Linked DNA regions of Homo sapiens: region 1 is linked to region 2. The links are chromatin loops, found by intact Hi-C in ENCODE. Cell type or tissue: GM12878. All regions are shown on one strand. Each heading gives the region's core, and the rest is flanking DNA. Links, peaks and the distances in the headings are about the cores only. Region 1 overlaps IUR1 (imatinib upregulated ABL suppressing lncRNA 1). Region 2 overlaps ARAP1 (ArfGAP with RhoGAP domain, ankyrin repeat and PH domain 1).

The links. Hi-C counts contacts between places; a loop is a spot of excess contacts. Peaks named below come from ENCODE experiments on the same cell type or tissue, not always from the same donor. Only the 100,000 strongest peaks of a DNase experiment are listed, where the experiment ranks them.
Region 1: a loop joins it to region 2, with 2.4 times the contacts of the local background. A loop is called at or near these places in 5 of 110 quality-filtered maps.

Annotation. Positions count from the first base shown.
Region 1 is chr11:73,149,525-73,156,858 of GRCh38, reverse strand. IUR1 (imatinib upregulated ABL suppressing lncRNA 1) reads left to right here. Exons shown (of 4, transcript XR_950294.3): 4 at 1-1,079. Among named protein-coding and RNA genes, the nearest start is that of FCHSD2, 11 kb to the right of the region's middle. RefSeq lists enhancers at 33-122, 2,176-2,415, 2,886-2,935, 3,546-3,765, 4,006-4,115. In GM12878, for the core only: no CTCF peak of the experiment used is centred there; DNase peaks (open chromatin) are centred at 2,498, 3,728 and 4,218; H3K4me3 peaks cover 1,409 bases; H3K27ac peaks cover 4,714 bases.
Region 2 is chr11:72,738,610-72,745,943 of GRCh38, reverse strand. All of the region lies in intron 1 of ARAP1 (ArfGAP with RhoGAP domain, ankyrin repeat and PH domain 1), which reads left to right. Among named protein-coding and RNA genes, the nearest start is that of ARAP1, 10 kb to the left of the region's middle. RefSeq lists enhancers at 2,459-3,235, 4,287-4,366, 4,437-4,486, 4,013-4,790. In GM12878, for the core only: a CTCF peak has its summit at 4,293; a DNase peak (open chromatin) is centred at 1,827; H3K4me3 peaks cover 2,795 bases; H3K27ac peaks cover 4,670 bases.

The sequences.
Region 1 (7,334 bases), core at 1,458-6,457, 410 kb before region 2:
TGAACATTCCACCTCTGGTCCTAGCCCCTGAGGCCCAGCTCTTCCAATAGTGCCACTTCCACCTCTGCTGCTGGGTACACAGGGGTGAATGCATACCTACCTCGCTCACTAATCATGTGACCTTGGGTAAGGCATTGCCCTTTTCTGGGCTTCAGTTTTATCATATCTAAAAGGGAATAATAAGGCCTACCTTAAAGGAGTGCTATGAGGATGTAGGAGATTCCATAGCTCAGATGTCAGGTTATATATCACCTCCTGCAGAAAGTCTCCCCTGTCCTCCCAAGGATGGCTCAGATAGCATTTGTTGCTGGCTCTTCAGTTCTGACCTTCCCATGTTCACACTATGTGGTCATTGGCTCTCTATGCATCCATCCCCCACCAAGCTGTGGGCTCCTCAAGGCCAGGAGTCTCCAGGACCCAGTACAGGACCTTTACAGATGAAGTGCCTGGGAACGTTTTTTGACAGACACAGTGGGTGAGTAAAGCCTGAGAGAAAGGCAAGGGGTTGTGCAGAAGTCTGGGAGTCTGAGTAAGAAGTGGCCTGACTGACAGGGCAAGTTCTGGTGGTATGAATATTGACAGCTGCTTGGAGCCCTTCCCCCATTTCCCTGCTTGGTAAATTCATCCTTCAAGATCCCAGGAGAGCATCTCCTTCCCTGAGAAACCTGATCACTCTCCCCTCTACCACATTACACACTCCACTGTAGGTGTTCTTTACACACCTGTCTCCCTTCTCAGATGTGAGTTCCCTGAAGGCAAGACCCTGTTGGATCTCACAGCACCAAGCACTAGATCTGGCATGAGTTAGTCAAGGTTTTGGAGCAGAAGAATGGATGGAGGAAATAATTTCTGAATCGAACTTGGAATTGAACTGCCTGAACTTTAATGCCCTTTCCAGCCTTAGGGATGATAATGAATTACCAAAGTGAGAAAAATGGAGGCGCAAGCTGTTGTCATCCTTCCAGAGGCACCCTCCAAGTGTGTGTGGGTGAAATGTGAGCTGGAGAGAGGATTGACAAAGAGCAGTGAAAACATATTCCTGGACCCCATTCTTTTTTTTTTTTTTTTTTTTTTTGAGATGGAATTTCCCTCTTGTCATCCAGGCTGAAGTGCAATAGCTCAATCTCGGCTCACTGCAACCTCCACCTCCCAGGTTCAAGCGATTCTCCTGCCTCAGCCTCCCGAGTAGCTGGGATTACAGACACACACCACCACGCCCAGCTATTTTTTGTATTTTTAGTAGAGATGGGGTTTCACCATGTTGGCCAGGCTGGTCTCGAACTCCTGACCTCAGGTGATCCACCTGCCTCGGCCTCCCAAAGTGCTGGGATTACAGGCATGAGCCACTGTGCCTGGCCTGAACCCCATTTTTATCTCTGGATTTTTCTCTCTGTTGAAGAATTGCTGCAGAAACCATATTCTAAGTATAAAAGGCCTTTAGATACCTAAGATGATCCCCAGAACCTTGATGTGAATCCATTTACTCATACTTTACATTCTCACTTTACACTTTGAGCATGAAGCCCATGGTGATCTGGTTGTAAAAGGTTTAAAGGTTAATTGGCAGCCAATGTTGGGGGTGAGAAGTTGCTGCTGCAGGCAGGCAGGTATTCACCAAGGCAGCAGAGAGAGGAGGCATCTGCCAGGCTGGTAGAAAGGAAATAGAAAAAGAAAACAGGCCGAGAGCGGAGGCTCAGGCCTGTAATCCCAGCACTATGGGAGGCCAAGGCGGGCGGATTGCTTGGTTGCAGTGAGCCAAGATCGTGCACTACACTACAGCCTGGGTGACAGGGCGAGACTCCATCTTAAAAAATCATAATAAATAAAATAAAAATACAAAAATTATCCAGGTGTGGTTGTGCATGCTGTCGTCCCAGCTACTCGGGGCGCTGAGGCAGGGGAATTGCTTGAACCTAGGAGGTGGAAGTTGCAGTAAGCTGAGGTCACACCCCTACACTCCAGGCTGGGTGACAGAGCGAGACTCCGTCAAAGAAAAGAAAAGAAAATAGAAGAGAAAAGAGAAGAAAGAAAATGGGCAAAAGCAACTAAAGGTACCACAGATCAAAACCTTTAAGATCAGCATTGGGTACACCATTGCATATCTGCTCTGGGCAAATCCCTTTCTGGGCCTCAGTCTCCCCATCCGTAAAATGAACAGGTTTTACCAAGGGCTCTGAGGGCTTATGATTCTCCAGGAGTTTCCTTATGTGAGGCCTTTCTGTCCCCAACCATACAGATCAGATGAGGTGTCATCAAAGTCAAGACTCCAATTTCTAGGGTTTGTGGGTTATCAGGCTTTCCTGCCACAAACTTTCCTGCCACGAACCTCCTGCTAGGCTCCTCAGGGGGAGTTCACTACTGTGGCTGTCTGGGCCGAGCCCCCAAGAAGAAACAAAACTCTCCAGGGTCTGGTGCAGAGGCTGTGGCCCAAGGTCTGCTTGCTGCCTAAGGAAGATATGAAAAGGAAGCCTGGCTCTGGGTGAAACGGAAGTGTCTGAGGTCTGACAGTTGCTCTCAGCATGGTCTCTGCAGCCAGGAGGGAAGTAAAACTGTCTGGGCATCTGGTAGTTTCTACCCTGAGAGTCCACAGGACAGTGACAAGTGGGGCCTGGTGCAGGCCTGTTCTCTGGTCCAGAGCCCTAGCTTAGGCCAGAGACAGTCTTTGGAGAGATGCTGGCCCAAAGATTTGGAGGGAGGGCAAAGGAGAATACTCTGAAGCTGGTTCATGACCTTAGGCAAATCTCTGTGCCTCTTTGGGTCCAGTTTCTCCATTTGCAAAAATGGAGTTTGGGCTAAATTTGCCTGTGCAATAAGGGTTTCTGGAATGGTGGGCACTGGGGATACAGAGACAATTTGGTTACAAGGAACCTGGATTGTTACCCTGCTGGCAAGGGACTCACAGCCTGGTAGGACATAGTTACAGAATCATTGGTTAATTGTGATTATCAATGCATGTATAGGTGCCGAAAAGCTGTGGACATAGAGCATTAATTCAGCATTCATCCAGAGATCCAGGGAAGGTTAAGCAACTTGCCCAAGGTCATATAGATATTAAGTGGTCCACCTGGGGCCAGAGTCTTGAAAGGAAGGGGAATTCAGAAGAGGACATGGCTAAATAGAAGTCTGGAAGACCAGTCTGCTTGTGCTTGCTGCTGTCATCAAGATCTGAACAAAGTTATGGAGACCCAGAGGAGGGGAGATTAATTCTGACTTAGGAGAAGGAGGAAGACTTCACAGAAGCAGAGGTTTTGAGCTGGGGTTTAAAGGGCAAATATGAGTTTATCAAGTACAGAAAGGGAGAAGGGTGTTAAAAGCTGAGGGAACAGCATATTCAGATGTGTGATGTTGCTAAAAAGAGCCTGATGAGTTGCTGGAAAAGTTGTCTGTGTGTGTTTGTGCGTGTGTATGTATGTGCGGTATGTTAGGAACAAAGAGTACCTAAAATGGGAGGACTGAGAGATGAGGTTTCATAGTCTGGCTGGAATCACACAGTGAAGGGCCTTGAATGTGTTTGGAGGGCAGTGGGCAGCCATAAAAGGGTCTTAAGCCACGGATGCATGGTCAAAATAGCCTATTAGCAGTCTTGCTCGGGCTGCTAGGAGGGCAGAGGACCAAAGTACAGGGCTGGGGCCAGGCAGAAACAACTGTAAAGAGGCAGTGGCAGAGGATTGAGGGTGTCAGGTGTCAGGCCTAGCCCCTGTCAAGAAATAGAAACTTTTCAAGAGACTACATAGGTGTGGAGGAAACAAGAATTGAAACCTGAGCCCAGCTGTGGCTGTGGTCTGGGCAGGTGCCGTAAGCAAGGGAAGTGAAAGGGTTGGGGTGACTTCCAGTTGAAGGAGGGGGATGGCTTGTGGGGGATGCTAGGGGCCTGTCCTCAGGCTGGAGACCTGTTCCAGGACGGGGCAGGGTAAGGGGCTATGCCTGACCAAGCCCCTGCCTCTTGTTCCTGCCCTCAGAGATCCCACTTCCTTCTGCTAGGCCTTAACTCTTTCTCCTGAGATATTCCTTCCCTACTCCCCACCCCTCCCAGTGTTCCATCCCACCCTTTCTAGCATCCCATGGTTCCTATCCAGGTCCTGTAGGCCCTCCAGCGAGGCTGCCCCGAGCAGCTCAAGTTCCTTGGCTTCTCCTACACCAACCTGCACTGCTCATGCTGCCTGAGCAGTGGTCTGACCATGTTTTGCCTTGAGGCCTGTTTTATTCTGTAGTGTTGGTTCACCAAACTAGTCACTGTTACTTCACTGTCACCTCACTGCAGCTGCAGGTGCCCCTGTCTCATTGGGCTCTGCCCACAAGAGCTCTTGATAAGTCAGAATCAGACCCTCATGTGCCCAGAGAAGCTAGCATTGAGTATGCCTGGCCCAAAGCATGAACTTGGGGAGGGGCTGTTCATGGGCTGCGCTGATGAGTTCTTTGTTCTGGGGCAAATCTTGACATGATTGTGTCTGTTTTTTTCATTTGTTCGTTTGTTTGTTTTTTTGAGACAGAGTCTTGCCTCATTGCCCAAGCTGGAGTGCAGGGGCACCATCACAGCTCACTGCAGCCTGGAGCTCCTGGGCTAAAATGATCCTCTCACCTTAGCCTTGTGAGTAGCTGGGGCCACAGGCATGTGCTGCCACGCTTGGCTAATTTTTTATTTTTTGTAGGGGTTATGAACCACGAGGGGTGAATTCCTTCCTGCTGGTCCCCAAATACCTGACCCTCCACCTGGATCTGCCCATTCAGATCAATCATCTCCAGGTGCAGGGTCAGGTATTTGGGGACCAGCAGGAAGCAATTCACCCCTAATGGTTCAGATGAAGAGACTTTAATGAGGGGACTACTGTACTGAGGTGTTGGCAGGGTAAGAGAACAAAAAAAAGGACGTTGAGGCACCCACCCAGAGGCTGGCAACAGTGGAAAAGTCTTACGGCCCAGCACTCAAAGGGGTCAGGAATCATGTCCAGACCGAAGTGGAAGCCAGTTGGCAAGAAGGCCTCATGAGGGAGCCCACAGAGGTCTGCCTCCCAGGGCACAGTGCAGGGTGTGGGTGTGGGTGCAAATGGAGACTAACGGTCTCCAGATATGGCTGAAAGATTCTCACCCAGATGGAATATCTGGAAGATGCCTCTGGCCTTGATGCAGTCACTTCTCTGTGATCGGTGCTGGTTTGGAGGTTTTTCCAGCTGTCCCAGAGAGAACAGGTGAAGCTTTACTTTCAGAGTAATTCCGGTACCATCTAGAAAGCATGTTCTGGTCTTGATAGTGACAGACTAGAGAGTGACAGAGGCATGTGGGCCTCAAGGGTACAGAATTATCCCAATATACAGAGTGACAGAGGCACGTGGGCCTCAAGGGTACCGAATTATCCCAACATATATAGTGACACAGGCCCAGAGAGAGTCAGAGCTGTGCCAAGGGTAAACAGGCCCAGGGCAGAACATAGTAGAACACGGTGGAGGGGAGATGCTGTGAGCTCATGTTGGAGAGGTACACAGCATCCAGATTATGGAGTTAAGGCCACACAGCTAGAGAGCAGCAGGGCCAAAGGTCCAACTGGTCAGTCTGAATTGGAACTTGACTCAAGCTCTTAACCAAGACCCTAAGCTGACCCTGTAGAGAAAAGAGAGAAGGGTGTTAAAAGCAGAGGGAATAGCATGTTCAGATGCATGAAGTTGCTAAAGAGCCTGATGAGTTGCTGGAAAAGTTGTGTGTGTGTTTGTGTGTGTGTACATATATGCTGTGTCTTTGGAACAAAGGGTACCTAAAATGGTAGGACTGAGAGATGAGGTTATGTAGGCTGGCTGGAGTCACACAGTGAAGGACCTTGAATGTCAGGTTAAAAAGCTTGGGCTAAATTTGGAGGGCAGTGGGCAGCCATAAAAGGGTCTTGAGCAGTGGGTGCATGGTCAAAATAGCCTATTAGCAGGCTTGCTTGGAAGCTGATGTGCCTGTTTGTTTGTTTGAGATGTGCAGCTTCTAAGTGCACATCTACTTGGAAGCTGAGTGCCCAGTGTGCAGACAGGAAAGGTACTGGAGTTAGTGTGACCAAGCCCAGGGTATCTTGTCTTTCAGACACACCCCATCTTCTCCTTATGGACCACTCACTCACAAACCTCCCCCGGTCACAGGCTCAGCACAGCAGGTGAGGTTATAGGCTGAATATGAGCAAAGGACAGGCCTGTGCAGGCCCTTGGGCACATCCTCCCTTAGGTTGCTGACTGGGCCTTGTATTCCATGACCTGGCTGCCCACACTTAATGTTCCACTACTGTTAAACCTCTGGGTCTACAGACCTTGAAATCCATCCATCTAGTGTGCCTGTTGGGTGCCACAAACAAGATCTCCTCCCAGAAGTCTACGGGGATGGGGACATTGATAGGATGAGTGAGATAGCCAATATTTGTGGAGTGTGATAAAACCATAAAGGACTACTGCTTTTTAAAATTGGGAGCAGAGCCAGGTGCGGTGGCTCACACCTGTAATCCCAGCACTTTGGGAGGTCAAGCTGGGCGAATTGCTTGAGCCCAGGCATTCGAGACCAGCCTGGGCAATGTGGCAAAACCTTGTCTCTACAAAAAACAACTACAACAAAATTAGCTAGGCATGGTGGCATATACCTGAAGTCCCAGTTACTCAGCAGGCTGCGGTGGGAGGACTGATTGAGCCCAGGGGGTCAAGGCTGCAAGCAAACTGTGATTGCACAACTGCACTCCAGCCTGGGTGAGAGAGCAAGACCCCATCTCAATCAAACAAACAGGAAAGTAAGACAGAAGGAAGGAAGGAAGGAAGGAAGGAAGGAAGGGAGGGAGGGAGGGAGGGAAGGAAGGAAGGAAGGAGGAAATTGTGAGCAGACATTCAAGAGGGCCACCCAAGGCTACACCATCTACCTCATTTCACAGGATTCTCTATCCAAGAGAAATATGGATAGAGCCATGTTTCCAAACGTGGCTCAGGCCCATTCAGCTTGTGGTTTTCGCTCTCTCTGTCCCTCCGCAGGGAGTGCCTGCCTCCCATGCATCAAGGCCTACTTCCAATGCAGCCCTCGTGGGCCCCTCCTTTAGACAGAGGCAGTCTTCCCCCACTTAGAACAACCACAGCACTTTGATTTTGTGCTTTGGAATTACTCAGACTCAAACAATCATTAGGGAATTCTATATCTTGCCTCTCCGTCTAGATTGAGGGTACCTGTTAATTCAACTTTTCATTCTCCCCTCCTAGAATACTACAGGTACAGAAATCATTTGCTCAATTAAATGGTGGCAGCCCAGTTCCCATGAGGAAGGTCTGGGTGACTCTGGTAATTGTGATGGAGCGGTTAACCTCTAGACACTGGGGCAGGACCATCTGTGT
Region 2 (7,334 bases), core at 1,724-6,723:
GACTTAGGAGCTACCATCCCTAGCTGTTTCCCGTGCTGTCTGGGCCTGTGGGCACAGCAGCTGCACTCAAGAGGCTGCGGGTCAGGAGCAGCTCTGCCCCTCAGAGAAGCACAACCCAGCCAGGAGCCCAGCCAGGCAGTCGTCCAGGAGAAGGGCACTGACAGCCAAGATTCCAGGTGTGGCCCCTGGTCCTCTCCACCTTTGAGACATGACACAGGTGCCCTTTGGGACACAGGAGTGTCTCCTGGAAGATTGCCTGGCCAGGCTCCTGGCGGGGTCGTGCTTCCCAGCCCCAGCCTGCAGCACATCCCTCCAGTGGGTACTCCATGCGGGTATGGTCAGCATTCCTCATGGGTTGGGGTAGGAGGGGCCCAGTTCTGCACCCCTTGATGTGTGAGCTGGGCAAGGCTTTCACCCACTTGAAACTTGGTCTCTCGGGTGGCCAGGCATGGTGGCTCATGCCTGTAATCCCAGCACTTTGGGAGGCCGACGCGGGCGGATCACAAGGTCAGGAGATCAAGACCATCCTGGCTAACACGGTGAAACCCCGTCTCTACTAAAAATACAAAAAAAAAAAAAAAAAAAAAATTAGCCGGACGTGGTGGCAGGCGCCTGTAGTCCCAGCTACTCAGGAGGCTGAGGCAGGAGAATGGCGTGAACCCGTGAGGCGGAGCTTGCAGTGAGCCGAGATCGAGCCACTGCACTCCAGCCTGGGCGACAGAGCGAGACTCCGTCTCAAAAAAAAAAAAAAAAAAAAAAAAGAAAGAAACTTGGGCTGCTGTGTGGGTTTGCAGCTTAAATGCAAGTTTGTTCCCAGTGGCCACAGTGTGCCTGGTAGGGAGAATGGGCCACCCCTTTCCACTCCAGGAGCAGAGTTGGAGACTGACACTTTTCCAGATGATAACAGGAAAGCTCTGGGGTAGCGGCTCCCGTGCTTGGTGAAGGGGCACCAGAGCCTTGGCTAAAGGCTTCCCTCCCCTGCTCTGCCTGGGGCTGCTCTCTTCCTTCTGTCTCTTTCTCGGCTCTAAAGATGGACATGCTAAGCCTAGGGAGTCTGAAGATCCAGGGGGTGTCTAGTGGTTCTGTTCCAGTTTCTGTTCCACGGACATGAACCAGGACACTCATTTGCCTCTACTGCCTGTGGCCTGAAAACCCACATTTCTCAGTGCAGAACTGGCTTAGCCCACTTGGAGATATGTGGGGGACGGGGGAGGGAGGTTGCTCCAGTATCTCTAATGTTGCCTGAGGCCCCCTCCCCAGTTCTTCCAAGGAACAGGCTGCTGGAGATATCTGAGCTCAGGCTCGGGGGCCAAGGTCTGAGTCATGGTCCTGACTTGCCCGTGCGGCCCTGGCTAGGTTCTTGCCCCTTCTGGGACTGGGACTTACTTTCATTTCTAGAAATGTGGAAGGTTGATTTGGTGGTTCCTAAGTGCCTAAGGAGCAGGTGGTTGGGTTGTGTGGTACTGGTCGAGAAGGCAGGGCTGGGTAGTAGAACTATAGTAGAACTATAACTGGGTGGGACTGGGTGGAATGGGAGGCACCTCGTATTGGGAGGCTGGAGGCTGGGTTCTGGCCACACTTTGGCCACTGATTTGCAGTGGCAAGTTGTCATTTGCCTGGCTCTCCATGTGTAAAATTGGGAAATGTTCGTTCAGTCAACAGATATTCACTGTGTGCCACCTTTGGGACACAGGTATCCCTGGTCTTGCCTGAGAAAGCACCCAGCCAGGGTTGGGGGTAAGAGAGTATGTATGTGACAGACACAGTCACAGATGGTGACACACACAGTCACAGATGGTGACATCTGGTGTGATCAGGGCTGTGACTGTGGGAGTCGGAGACTGCTTCCTCAAGCAGGTGGCACTTGAGCTTGCAGGGTGAGGTAGAGAAAGATGTTCTAGGCAAAGGGAACCGGGTAAGCAAAGGCTTGGTGGTGAAGCCCTGGTGTTGGAGCGTGAGAGTGGAGGAAATGAGACCAGAGGGGAGGGGCAGGTGGCAGGAGCCAGTGGGTGGAAGCCCCTTGAGCCCCACTGGGTAATGGGGGGTCAGGCAAGGGGTAGGCAGGCAGGAGAGGTAGCCCCTGCCTGAGGGCTGGGGGTTGGTCTCAGAGACTCCTAGAAGTCTGGGGTGGTTCTGCCCTGGTCTGGGGAATGGTTGAGGGGGACTGAGAGTCACACTTCCCCTGTGTGGGTGAGGGCATCCCCAGCAGTGTTTAAGGGGCCGGTCCAGCAGGAAGTGCTGGGGCAGCCTCAGAGGTCAAAAGAAGGGACAGGCCTTGCCATGGAGGGTGCCGGGGAGCCTCAGAGTCAATCTCCAACTCCTAGACCTCCAGGCTGAACCTTGACACCTGCCTCCTCCAACTCTCCCTCACTCTGCCCATCTCTCCAGGCAGCCCCTGTCCCAAGCCTCCTGAGCAGGGTGAGCTGGGGTCAGGCCCTGACCAAAGGCCTCCCAGTCCAACCCTCTGCAGACCCTGCCCCTGGCCACCCTCTTCTTGCCTCCGTGTGTGTGTCCAGCCACAGCTGCTGTGGCTCAGGAGGCTCCCTGGGGAGGGATTTGAGGTGGGGGTTGGGGGTGGGGGCACTTCAGAAGGGTGGGCAGCAAAGGCTGAAAACACTGGAAGGTGCCACATATTGAGTGCCTGCTCAATATGCCTGCAAGCCAGGCCTTTGTAGATTTCCATTCATACATTTCACAAATATTATCGATTGAGCATTTTCTTGACGTTGTCCTAGCCATGGAAGATACAACTGTGAATAAGACAAAGTCTGTGCCTCTCAGTTAAAGAGTCTGACTTTAACAAATATCCATATAAGGCAGTGTCCGGTAGTGATAAGTGGGATGCTGAAAAAGGAAACAGAGTAAGGAGATAGAGGCTAATGGGGTGCTTTTTAGGATAGAGTGGTCAGGGAAGAAAGGCCTTGCATTTGAGGAGGTGCCCGAATGGGTATGAGGAGTCATGGAGATGCCTGGGCAAGAACATTCCAGCCAGAAGGAGCTCGGGACCCAGCAGTTGAGTGGGGGCACACAGGGACAGGTTGCACAGGCCTGGCAGGCCGGCTGCTAGCTTTGGCTTTTACTCTGAGGGAGGTGGCAAGTCACTGGGGAGTGAGAACTGATCAGATTTGAGATCTGCTTCATCCCTCCCTCACAAGCCTGCAAGGTGGAGCTATCCTAATTCCATTACACAGATGAGGAAACTGAGGCTCAGAGAAGTTAGTTGAATTCCCAAATCCCACAGCAGGAGGAATCCCTGCCTGCTGCCTGTCTGTCACAGTGTGCTCCATCACCAGAGCACCCTGCTGTCCTCCATGACTTCCTGTTGTCTGGACAGTAAGGATCGGGGTCTTAGCATGGCCTTCAAGGCCCTTCTCAGTCTGCACTCAGCCTCCCTCTCCCTCTATCACTTAACCTCCCCTTCTCCTCCCTGGGCCTTACCTGTCTTCACGCTGTCCCCTTGAGAGGACCCTTGATACAGATTCTGGCTCCTGAGTGACTGAGCCAGTTACTTAACCTCTCTGAGGCTGTTTCCTAATCTGTAACATGGCCTGAAGCCACCTGCTTGCTAGGTTGTTGGAAGGATTTTATGAGGCAATCCATGTGATATGTTTAGTGTGGTGCTGGGTAGACGGTAAGCACTGCATAAACACGACCTTTTGTTGCTGCAAGCAGGGGTGGCCGGATCAGGTGAGCAAGTTCCAGGGCTCCCTGTGGGCCTGCTGGAGAATCGAGAGGGAGACTGAGTCAGGGAGTCTTCCCTAGCTGTTGTCTGATTATAGTCAGGAGACTGAGGTCACACATCAAATTGGAGGCCAAAGCCTGTGGGGCTGGTCCCCCTGTCTCCCTCTTTCCCTTCTGACCCTAGTCCCGGCCCCACCCATGTGGTCACCCTCTCCAGCCAACACAGGCAGCTTCCCCTTTCACGTGCCAGCAGTAAGGGACCCCCTTATTTTCTGTCTTCTGCATTCCAGGGGCCATCTAGAGAGTAGGCAGGTCTGGGTCCCTGTTCCCCTGCACCCCTAGTTCTGGGGTACAGAGGAGCCCACCAAGTCCCTCCTCCTTGGTGGGCAGGAGCTTTAGGTTTCCAGTGAGCTCACAGAGGAGTCAGTTGGCGGCCTCCCCTTCCCTCTTGGGGCAGGGTGGGTGCTGGCCCTCGGCCCCCAGGGCACGTGGTGAGGGTCTGTATCTTGAGTGCTGGTGTCACTGGGTCTGTCCACTCCCGCTGCCTGTGATTCTGTGGTCAGCCCTGTGCACTCCCACCCTGCTGCGGTCAGCCCTGTCTCTTCCTGTTTCTGCCTCATTTATGGTGTTCGGAGTCCCCCTCCTGCTCCCGCTGGGGGCAGTGGTCACAGGAGGATCTTCCTGGAGTCATCCTGTGGCTCCTCAGGCTGCCCCTTGCCCTCTGTGGGAGGAGTTGCCACAGGAAGTCCCCAGCCCCTGTAGAGTGTGTCTGTGCCTGAGGGCCAGGGAGCCAGGCCAGAGCCCTGTCTTGCTGGTGGTGGGAGCGCCCCAGGTCTCTGTAGGTGTGGGGCTGGTTGAGTCACCTTTCTAAGTGGGAAGGGCCTGAGCTAGGCCGAGGGTGAGGACTGGGAGAGTGGGGAGGGTCCTGGGGTGAGGCTGTGGAGGGTTGGGGTCAGGAGCTATGCCATGTATTAGATGAGCCCGGTGGGCTAGAGTATGTCCTGGTTGCAGGGGGCAGAGGCAGGAGGCAGCGGTGAGGGCCCAGAAGTCCAGGCAAGCTGAGGGGCCTGGGTTGAATGGGGGCAGTGTGGATGCAGGGCAGGGGTGTGCCCAAAACATGGTAAACAGGAAGGAGTTGGGGGAAGCGGCAGGGGTCCCCAGACCCATTAGGGGTCGGGGGTATGTGGTGGGGCCAGAGGGGCATAGTATGTGATAGGCTTTTTGACAAAGCCTAAAACCAAACCATTTAACTTTCAGCTTCATTTATTTGCAAGTGAGGTATGTTAGACATTCCTGAGTCATCCCACACCTCCTTCCCTACCTGACCCTCTTTTGGGTTGGGGCTTGGACATGAGGGGCCCCTGGGTGAGGCTTAAGGTGTGGTAGGTGAGAGTCAGGGCCAGGGTGGGGTCTGATGGTGTCTTGAGGACAAACCTCGGGGACCCTGGCGTCTCGAGTTTATTAATGAGCCTCAGTCCATTTCCCATGTGAAAGTCTGAGGGCTGCGCTCTGTGCTGCTGGCCACCAGTGCCTGGGAGGGAGACCTTATTTGATTAGCTTTGTCTTAGACCCTTGGGAGGGTAAGTCGGGGGCAGGGAGGGGGCTTTGAGTGTCAGTCTCTTATTTTCCATCCAGATGGCCTAGGAAATTAGCAGTTTCTCTTATAATAGTTCTGTTAGTAATCTATGCATGTTATACTTAAATGATAAAGCTACCTTATAATGATGGTTTTGGGGAGCAAACTGGAACAAACTCAATTGTAATGACTTAAAACATGTTTATCATTTTTTTCTAATTATAAAAGTGATAATTGTGAAAACTTGAAACAGTGCAGACATGAAGGTTGTAGAAAGTGAAAGTCTTTCAAGATTGGGGTTGGAGTTAGCGTGAGGCCTGAAAGTGGGGTCAGCAATGCCTACTGTCCCTTGGTCTTTCATGTCCCTTAGTCATTAATAAAACTGTGGTTTAGCATTTTATTAGGGTGATGCTGGTAGGGTTGCTGCAGGAAGGTTGTTAAAAGGTCCTGCCTCCCACCAGGTCCACTGTGTGTGGGTGTGCGTGTTGTGCACTGCTCAAAGGTGCCTGGCAGGTGTAGGGAAGTGAGGGCCAGAAGAAGGAGGACTGAAACCCAGCCTGTCCTCTTCTTGCTCAGCTGCTTCCCTTGGTGTGGGGCTCCTGGAAGAAGAGGAATCTTTTTCTTATTTGCCTAAAGGCCCCACCTGGGTTGGAGACAGCTCTTCTCCCCCTGCTCCCCACAGTCCCCAAGGGGAGCTGGTGAGTTCATTGTATGATGGGAGTGTGCCATGCCAGGGCATTCCAGGGGAGGTCCAGAATGCCGTGAAGTCAGGTCTGGTCTGGAGCTCTGCAGGGGGACATGGCTGGAGGTAGGCTGTGGTAGTCATTGGTGTCTGGGGTAACCGAGAACCTCAGGATGTGGAGGGAGTCTAGCCCAGAGCCTGGCTACAAGCCTAGCACCCAGGGTCAGGACTAGCCAAGACCTTAGGGCTAGGGACAGGAAGTGACTGCCTGACGGCAGAGGAGTGAGCAGAAGAGCACGCTGGCCTCCAGTACACATGCGGTGGCGTGTCATGGTCATCTGGGTGCCAGGCTCTAGGAGGCAGGGAGTGACAGCTCTACTTTGTGGAGGGGAAACTGAGGCTCAGAATGTGATGTGACTTGCCCCAGGCTTCAGACAAGAAATGGTGGAGCCAGGACTGGAACCAGACTTGCCTTGCATACTGGGTGGGGAGGGGGCCCAGGCCTGGAGCCGAGGGACATTGCTGATAGACCCCCAACTCCCCACCAGCAAGCTGAGGCAGCTCTTCATTCCCCCGGCTCTGGGGTCCCACTCAGTCCTCACTGCCCTGAGGGGCTGCTCCCCATCAGCCACCAGCACTCCGGAGACCCCAGAAGACAGGCCACACCACACATGGGCCAGGACAGGAATCTCCTGGTGCCAGGGAGAGTTATAGGGCAGAGATGCGGCCTGGGGTAGGACAGGAGACCCCAGTGTGCCTTCCTGAGACTGTTATGTGGTGGCCACCAGTCCCCGAGAGATGGAAAATAGGCTGCTTGGCCCAGAGATCGGTCAGCTGCCCACTCGAAGGCTGTACCTGCTGCCTTTCCTGGCAGGGCTGGAGGGAGGTGGCTTCTGCAGAGGCGTGGGGGCCACTTCTGCACCCTCTGGGCTGGGAACCCAGCCCCCACTAGTTCCTCATATCTGCGGAAGTGCCTCTAACACTCTTGCCTGAGTGAGCGGAGCCTGGAGAAGGCCCAGGAGGGCAGCAGACCGAAGAGGCCCTATGCAGAGGTATCACCTGGTGACTGGGCCGGGGAGGGGGCCAAGGGTGGGGTATTGGGCTGTGGGGTTGTTGCACACAGTTGAATTGCTGGTAGGAGCTGTGTGTGGTGGGAAAGGGCAGATCTGAGGTGTGGCCATTGGGTGGGGTGGTAGGTGTGTGTGGCCCTGGGAGATGTGTGGCCCTTGAGGTAGTGTGAGGTGTGCATTTGTGGTACCAGTGGGGTGTGGTTTGTAGACCCAGGCCTGGCCAGAGCTGGCTGTGTATGTTCTTGGTTCCTGTTGGGGAGCTCCGAGGAGTTTCCTGAGGTCTGGATGCTGGGGTCGCTGCCCTGCCTGCCTGTGCTGGGACAGC